Regions from separate parts of the Homo sapiens genome. Here region 1 is linked to region 2. A link is a contact called in ENCODE Hi-C or POLR2A ChIA-PET data. All regions are on one chromosome and are shown on one strand. The core of a region is the stretch at or near the end of the contact, and the rest is flanking DNA. Distances in the headings are between cores, read along the strand shown. Region 1 holds the start of PGP (phosphoglycolate phosphatase). Region 2 overlaps TBC1D24 (TBC1 domain family member 24).

Region 1 (4,234 bases), core at 520-3,019, 270 kb before region 2:
CTGGGCAGCAGCCCTGGGTATCTGAAACGGAACAGACACTCAGTTGTGACATCAGAGTGGTTTTCAAGGAAGTAAGGGAGGTGGGAGAGTGGTGAGGGCAGCACTTTGCACCCAAGGGCAGGGAGATGCCACCTGGGAGCAGCCGCCTCCTCCACTCCCACCCTGCTGGGAGGCACAGGGACACAGAAGGCTCCGCTGGACTTTCAGTCATACTGATGGGGCTCTGGTCCATGCAAGCCTCTCCCAACAGTCAGAATAATCAGTCCCTCTGCCCCCTGAGGGGCTGGATCCCTGAATGAGTTTTTCAATAAAATACAGGACACACACCCCTAGACCCGCCTCAGTCCCATCGGCAGGCCCTGGTTACCTGAATCCCGGACAGGTGCAGAGCCTGCCCCTGCCAACCCCACCCAAGGCCCAGAACCCAGCCCACAACGCCTTCCAAGCCTAAAAGTGCATCTTCGATTACAAGCATCTGTAAACAAAATCGTCCCCCAAACGTGTACTTACAAGGTTAACAATGAATGCCTTTGCTTAACTCCAATTACACTCTTTGAAGCCACTTAGCCGAGCAGATGCTTAAGCCCCACCTATTAATTTGGGTAACTGGTTTTCAATTTCTTTTTTTTTATTCTGCAGATTAAAGACACTCAATCTTTAACCTTGAAGGGCAGGCAAAAGGTCGGCTATGCTGTCAACATAGAAGTCAGGGACCATTTTCTTCTTAGACACGCAGTCACTTTCCTGATTATTCTTCACATCCCCTAGAGTGGAGACTCCGGTGAGGGTCAGGATGGTCTTCAGGCCACAGGTGGCGCCTAGGAGGATGTCTGTGTCCAGGCGGTCTCCCACCATGACGGTGCGCTCGGGGTTGATGCCGTATTCCTGGGACACGCAGTCGAAAATGAAGCGGCTGGGCTTCCCGATGATGTCGGCCTGGCGCTGGGCGGCCATCTCCACGGCTCGGACCAGACACCCGGTACCTGCGGGGCACAGGGGACCGGGTCAAAGGGCAGGGAGGGGGCCCGCCGCCCGCCCCCCAGCCTCCCGCCCCAGGGCGCACGGACCCGCGATGAAGCGGCCGTTCTCAAGCGGAAGCCGGTTGTCCATGTTGGTGCCCACGAGCAGGCAGCCGGGCTGCTGCAGGTAGCGCAGGGCCTTGGTGAGCTTCATGTAGCTGAAGTGCGGGTCAAAGCCCACCACCACCGCGCGCACGTCGGGCTCCAGCGGCGCGTGCAGCCAGTCGCCGGGACCCTCGCCCTGCAGTGGCTCGGGCCCCACGCCCACGCTGGCGACGCCCACGGCCTCCAGCTCCGCGGCCAGGGCTGGGCTGCCCAGCACGTAGGCCTTGGGCGCGGGGGCGCCGGCCAGGCGCTGGCGCAGGTAGAGCGCGGTGCAGTAGGCCGTGCCGAAGACCTCCAGGCTGGCGCCGGGCCCCGCGGGGCCGCCGAAGCCCAGGCGCCGCAGCTTCTCGGCGTAGGCAGCGCGGGTCTTGCTGCTGTTGTTGGTGATGAAGCCCAGGCGCTTGCCGCGGGCTCGCAGCGCCCGCAGGGCCTCGGGCGCGCCAGGCACGGCGGTCTCCCCGCGCCACAGCACGCCGTCGCAGTCGAACAGCAGCGTGTCCACGTCGGCCAGCAGCGCCTGTGCCCGCTCGGCGCTCAGCCGCACGCAGCGGGCGTCGTCGCCACCGGCCTCCGCCGCCGCCATCGCCGCCCGCCGGCCGCCGCCGCCCGCCGGCCGCTCCTCGCAGCCGCCCGCCGCGGCGCCCTCCCCGCCCCCGGGGCGCTCATTGGCCCAGCGCCTCGCGCCCGCCGCCCATTGGCCTGCACCTTCGCCAATCCGCCCCCGCCTCCCGCGGGCTGCGGGAGCTCAGCGCCAATCGGTGAGGCCCGGCGCGGGGAGAGGGGCGATCATTGGCTACCGGCCTTGGGACGCCCCGGTGATTGGCTGGCAGGGCTCCAACCGGCATTCGGAGTGAAGCGCTCGCTGCGGAAATGCGCCAGAGGGGAGAGCAGCGCAGGCGCAAGGCCGCTGTTCCCGGGCTGCCGCGGGCCGCTCACCCATTGGAAGCGAGTGGTCAGCCTAGGTGACGAGGCCCTTCACGGAGTGACCCGGGCCAGGCCGGCTGTCCATTGGCCGGTCTCTCCCGCGGGCATGGGCGGGGCTCTCGCAGGAGCGCCGCGGGAGGGGGCCGGGGCACCTTCGTCGGCCGTGCCCGTGCCTCTGTGCCGTGGACGCGCTCGGGACACGGGGCCACCACGTGGGTCGCTTACCGGCCAGTCCCGCGAGCCAGCCCGGGGCTCCTTCCCCGGCAGGCGTGAGTACGCGCCTCAGTCCTTTGCAAAAACGCGTTCCCGGTTCCTTGGAGGTAACACGAACCAGCCATTACCAGGCTGGGGGATTAGGGTCTAAGGACACTGTCTAGAACCTGGTACTCAGTGATTGCTCGCCGTCATCGTCATCAATTATTAGGTATTTAATTGAGGCAAAACATTACAGTAAAGGGCATGAAAACCGTGCAGCTCGATGGAAGTTTTACATTTATTATTATTTTATTTACTTATTTATTTACTTTTTGAGACGGAGTCTCGCTCTGTCGCCCAGGCTGGAGTGCGGTGGCGCCATCTCGGCTCACTGCAAGCTCCGCCTCCCGGGTTCACGCCATTCTCCTGCCTCAGCCTCCCGAGTAGCTGGGACTACAGGCGCATGGCACCACGCCCGGCTAATTTTTTGTATTTTTAGTAGAGACGGGGTTTCTCCGTGTTAGCCAGGATGGTCTCGATCTCCTGACCTCGTGATCCGCCCGCCTCGGCCTCCCAAAGTGCTTGGATTACAGGCGTGAGCCACCGCGCCCGGCCTTTTATTTTTTTAATTATTATTTTTTGAGACGGAGTCTCTTGCTCTGTTGCCCAGGCTGGAGTGCAGTGGCGCGATCTCGGCTCACTGCAAGCTCCGCCTCCCGGGTTCACGCCATTCTTCTGCCTCAGCCTCCTGAGTAGCTGGGACTACAGGCGCCGGCCACCACGCCTGGCTAATTTTTTTGTATTTTTTAGTAGAGACGGGGTTTCACCGTGTTAGCCAGGATGGTCTTGATCTCTTGATCTCGTGATCCGCCCACCTTGGTCTCCCAAAGTGCTGGGATTACAGGCGTGAGCCATGGCGCCCGGCCGGAAGTTTTACATTTTTACATGTATATATATATTTTGCGACAGGGTCTTGCTCTGTCCCCCAGGCTGGAGTGGAGTGGCTAGATCACAGCTCACTGTAGCCTTATCACAGCTCACTGTATCCTTGACCTCCTAGGCTCATGTGATGCTCCTACCTAAGCCTCCAAAGTATTTGGGACCAGAGGTGTGTGCCACTACGCCTAATTTTTTTTTTAATTTAAATTTTTTGTAGAGACGGAGTCCCACTATGTTGGCCAGGCTGGTCTCCAACTCCTGGCCTCCAGTGATCCTCCTGTCTTGGCCTCCCAAAGGGCTAGGATTACAGGCGTGAGCTGCCGCACCCAGCAGATTTTTTTACATATGTATATGCTTGTGTAAACATAACCCAGACCAAAGTATAAAGTATTTCCAACACCCCAGGAAGTTCCCTCTTGTTCCTATCCAGTCAATAGCAGATAGCACATTGCTGACTACTTTTCTGACTCCTATCACCATAGAGTCACAACCAAGCCTCCGGACTGCTTTATACTTGGGATTATACGGTATGTGCTTCTGGCTCTTGCTTCTACGGTTTAACATAATGTTTGTGAAATTCATCCTGGCTGGGTGCTGTGGCTCACACCTATGATCCCAGCCCTTTGGGAGGCCGAGGCGGGCAGATCACCTGAGGTCAGAAGTTGGAGACCAGCCTGGCCAATATGGTGAAACCCCATCTCTGCCAAAAGTACAAAAATTAGCCGTATGTGGTGGCACATGCCTGTAATCTTAGCTACTTGAGAGGATGAGGCAGGAGAATCGCTTGAACCTGGGAGGCGGAGGCTGCAGTGAGCCGAGATTGCACCACTGCACTCCAGCCTGGGCAACAGAGCAAGACTCCTATCAAAAAAAAAAAAAAAAAAAAAAAAGATGACTTTGACTTTGAGCAGAACTGGATTTGACAAGAATCACACTCTGCTTTTACCACAGAGCAACAGGTAGTTGATTTGAGACAACGGCTGGAATGGGAACTGTTGATGATACCCAGCCATGGGCCATCTTCTCCCACACTTGCCCGGCTGCCTTGGCTT
Region 2 (3,866 bases), core at 1,330-3,829:
CAGACAAGTCCAGTGGCTCTCTTCCGTCGTGGTCCACTGTGCCAGCTCCATTGTTCCAGGGCTGAGGCCTAGGGCGGTGGGGCTATATGGCAGGAGGAGTGTCTGCACTTTGGGCCTCTGCCTGGGATTTATTTGTGTCTCTGAGGCATCCAGCAGACTCTTGGAGGACAGGATGAGGTGTTCCCTGGCCTTTCCCAGCACGTAGGTGGGAGGCCTGGGCCCCTCATGAAGAAATCAGACTTGGCGTGGACTTGCAAGGAAGGTCCCCCAGCCGGAGGAGGCGTCATCCCCTCCCTGGGGCTGAATGCTGGGGCCACCTCTCCCCTCATGCCTGCCATCCACACCCCGCTCCAGGTCTGCTTTTAGGCCCCAGTCCCTGCCCCATCTAGTGTGTTCTTCCAGCCTCCCTCCACCTACTCTCCCAGCACCTCTGTGATGTTGTGAAATATCTATTTGGTCTTTGTCCTTGTTTAGTGACATACAACTCCTGAAATCCTCAGAATCTCCGTGGTGCTCTTTCTGTGCGCTGGTGTTGACTGATAGCTTCCGGGTGGCGCTGGTCACTGGAAAGACCAAGGCAGGATTAGCGGGTTAGAACTTTCAGCCCCACCCCCAACCGCGGGGAGGGGAGAGGTCCAGAGGTGGAAGGTCAAGTTGATTGCCAGTGGGGTAATCAGTTATGCCTACTTAACAAGGGCTCCATGTCAACCCTAGAAGACAGGACTTGGAGAGCTTCTGGACAGCTGAATAGGAGGGAGTGCCTGGAGGGCAGCACCGTGTCCCTCTCCCGTACCTCACCCTAAAGGTCTCTTCATCTGTGTCCTTTGTAACAACCTTTATAATAAACTAGTGAATGTAAGTGTTTCCCTGAGTTCTGTGAGCTGCTCCAGCAAATTCATTGAACCCAAAGCAGGGGTTGTGGGAACCCCAACTTGAAGTTGGTTGCTGAGAAGTTCCAGAGGCCTGGACTTCTGACTGGTGTCTGGAGACGTGGGGGGCTTGTGGGATCTGAGCTATCTCCAGGTAGATGTCTCCCGGTGTCGGGATTGAATTGGAGGACACCCTGCGGGCGCCCGCTGCAGAATGGATTGCTTGCTGCCGGGAGAAACCCCCGCATCTTCTGGGTCGCAGATCCTGTGCCGATTGCGGTGCTGGCGTCAGAGCAGAGGAAAACGTGGTATGAGAGTTTTTCCAAAGAGTCCAGACACGCTTCCAGGCCCTCTCAGCCACCCCCACACCGTCCCTACCATTCCCACCTGGCCCGCTGCTGCCTGTGCCCCAGGGTTTCCGGGCACTCCGAGCTTCCCTGGCAGGCAACAAAGCTCTCATCCCTGGATCTTGCGGATCTCGCGCCCGGGCTGGAATGCCTGTGCTGCCCTCCCCTGCCTGGCGGGTGGGGTCGGTGCTCAGGAGCGGGTGGGGCCTGCCGGTCTCCCTAGCCCACCACCAGGTTTCCTCTGTATCCCCGCAGCACTTGGCAAGGTCCAGGGGCTTCCGTGGGGAGCGAGATTGTTTTGGATCCCGCCAGGGGAGCCCACTGAGAGGAGCCTGCATCTCCTATCACGTGAAGCCCGCAGGGGCCACAGCACCTCCTTCCTGTGGTCCCTAGCTGCGGGCGTTGGCGTTCCCCACCCATGGGGCCCGGCCTCATTTCCTCTTCCTCTTCATTCCCGGTCCCACTCCCAGGAAATGGTGAGGGATTGCTCAGACCAGATGGGAAGAAGTGAGACGAGCGGCAGCTGACGCCCATGCCCTGTTCTGTGGCCCGTGACTGAGGTCCAGCCACACAGAACCCCGCGTCCTTGATAGCTTGTCAGCTGCTGGGACGGGGGCTGTTCTTGTGGCCAGGATGTGTGTGGTGGTCAGGCCAGGGCAGGATGGGGCCCAGGCCTGCAACCCCAGCTCTTCAACCTGGAGTCCTAGCGAACACTGACCTACGTTGGGACAGGGCTGCCTCTTGCCCAGGGGGCTGCAGTTGGCCCCTTGGTGGCATCTGGGAGTGTGTGGGAGTGCCTTCTGTGCTGTGGGCCTCATCCCCAGGGCTCTACCTCCAGCCTGAGCTGCTCTGGCATTTGCCTAAGAAGCATCTGTATCGAAACTGGCTTTGAAAACTTCACAGTGGAGCTTCCCTGGGCTGGAATTCTCTGTTTGTCGCTCGCCCCCGCCTCCAGCATCCCCAAGTGGCCTGGGCTCTGACTGCCACTGTCAGGCCACGGTCCTGTGGGATCCAACCCTGAGCCATCTCTGGGGGTCCCCTCATCTTCTCCACCCTCCCGGTCTAGACTCTGCCTTCCTTTCTCCCTGGCTTCTCTGTCCCAACCCTTCCTCCTCCAGGGCCACCAGGGGGATTTTTGTAAACGCAGATCTGATCGGGTCACCTGCCTAGACTTTCCTCCTACCCCGTGTGGGGACACCCGCCTCTTAGCGCATCCCAGCCCCTCAGCACTGCCAGGGCCGCCCAGCTCGCCTTCGCCCACTCTTGCCTCCACATCTGAGGGGCACCGTCCCCACCCACAGGCTGCCTCCACACCTTTCCGCCCCTTCCACAGCAGCAGGCACAGCCCTGCCCGTGGGGTTCCCCTAGCACTTCCCCAGCTGCCGTGGTTGACAGCCTTCTCTCAAGCCGCCTCTCCCTGGCACAGAGGCGGCACCTCAGTGGAGGTCTGTCATGTGACTAACTGCAGGACGAGGGAGCCGCGGTCGTATGCTGCCTCCTCACGTTTGCTGTGACCTGGGACAGGAGCGGTCCCCAGGAAGGGAGGCACGGTGTCGGGGTTGGTGTTGGCCGTGTTAAAATGTCATCAATGAGGCTAAATGTGTGTTCTGTCTTTGTACATGAAAGAGAGTTTGTTTTCAAATCCGGTTGTTTGGGAAAATCACATTCCCCTCTGAAGAAGCGAGACGTGCAGAGGCCTCGTGACTCAGGCTGTCAGGCCTGGAGTTTGGTGCTGGAGTTTTGTGCTGGAGTTTGGTGTTGGAGTTTGGTGTTGGAGTTTGGTGCTGGAGTTTGGTGCTGGAGTTTGGTGCTGGAGTTTGGTGCTGGAGTTTGGTGTTGGAGTTTGGTGTTTGGGGATGGCAGGTGGTGTTACTAGTGGCAGCCTTGCCGGGGTGGCCTGTGTCTCCAGGACTCGTGGGAGGGCCCTGGTACTAGAAGTGGCCGAGTGCCCTGAAGTCCCAGACCTGCGTGGGTCCTGCCTGTGCTCAGGGACCCTCTGGAGCCTCTCTCGGAGGTCCTCGCTGTCCCAGGATGAAGGGAGATGGAGCAGCAACAGCAGCCAGCAGCTGTGGGGTTGTGTTCCGCCCCGAGGCTGGGGTGAGCTGCTTGTCTGCTGGAGCGAAGGGGCCAGCTGCCCCGCTGGGGCCCCTCCTGCCCCGTTCTCCAGTGAGGATCTACTTCCTCCCACATCCATGCTACCTCCCACCTGCCTCCTGGCTAGAAATTAGCTCAGGGTGCCACACTCTTGACAGACGGCCCGCCTCCCAGCCCTGGCCGCCTTCCTCTTCCTGTGGGCGCCTTCAGGGGGTTTGCTGCCAGGGACGGATTTGGGGGTTTCTTGGAGCTCCCATGGAGTGAGGACATAGGCTGCTGTTGGGTGTTCCTGGCTGAACACTGGTCAACTGGCAGGAACTGCCCTCCCTGGGAAGGCTGCTGGGGCTGTGGCGGGGTGGGGGTCTGCAAGCCTGTAGCCATTTAAAGGGCCCCTCCTCACATGTGGTAGAGCCAGAACTGTGCCCTGTGGCCAGAGGGCACGGTGGTCACATGCGTCAGATGACATATCAAGATAACATTTTGGGGAAATAGAAATCGCTTATACTCATTACTCATTCGCACATAGCTTTTTTTTTTTTTTTTTTTTTTTTTTTTG

What was found. Hi-C counts contacts between places; a loop is a spot of excess contacts on that map. ChIA-PET counts read pairs that join two places held with the same protein, here RNA polymerase II (POLR2A). Pooled maps may share reads with other maps.
Region 1: a pooled map shows a loop between it and region 2 (3-fold over the local background). The contact joins the promoter of PGP here to the enhancer-like site in region 2. A Hi-C loop is called at or near these places in 6 of 37 single-sample maps with no recorded cell type and 10 of 50 pooled maps. POLR2A ChIA-PET finds 5 or more read pairs at or near these places in 7 of 52 experiments (A673, B cell, CD4-positive, alpha-beta T cell and 4 more).

Annotation. Positions count from the first base shown.
Region 1 is chr16:2,213,071-2,217,304 of GRCh38, forward strand. PGP (phosphoglycolate phosphatase) reads right to left here and starts at 1,770. Exons shown (of 2, transcript NM_001042371.3): 1 at 1,068-1,770; 2 at 1-983. The coding sequence starts at 1,707. The coding sequence ends at 658. RefSeq lists enhancers at 1-305, 727-856, 1,878-2,172 and silencers at 1,297-1,346, 1,687-2,346.
Region 2 is chr16:2,484,657-2,488,522 of GRCh38, forward strand. The region is part of intron 1 of TBC1D24 (TBC1 domain family member 24); the gene reads left to right. Among named protein-coding and RNA genes, the nearest start is that of TBC1D24, 11 kb to the left of the region's middle. Within about 2 kb of position 2,580, at least 13 of the 41 ENCODE cell types and tissues checked have a DNase peak (open chromatin) inside an H3K27ac peak, as active enhancers do; they include B cell, where a contact is called at or near this core.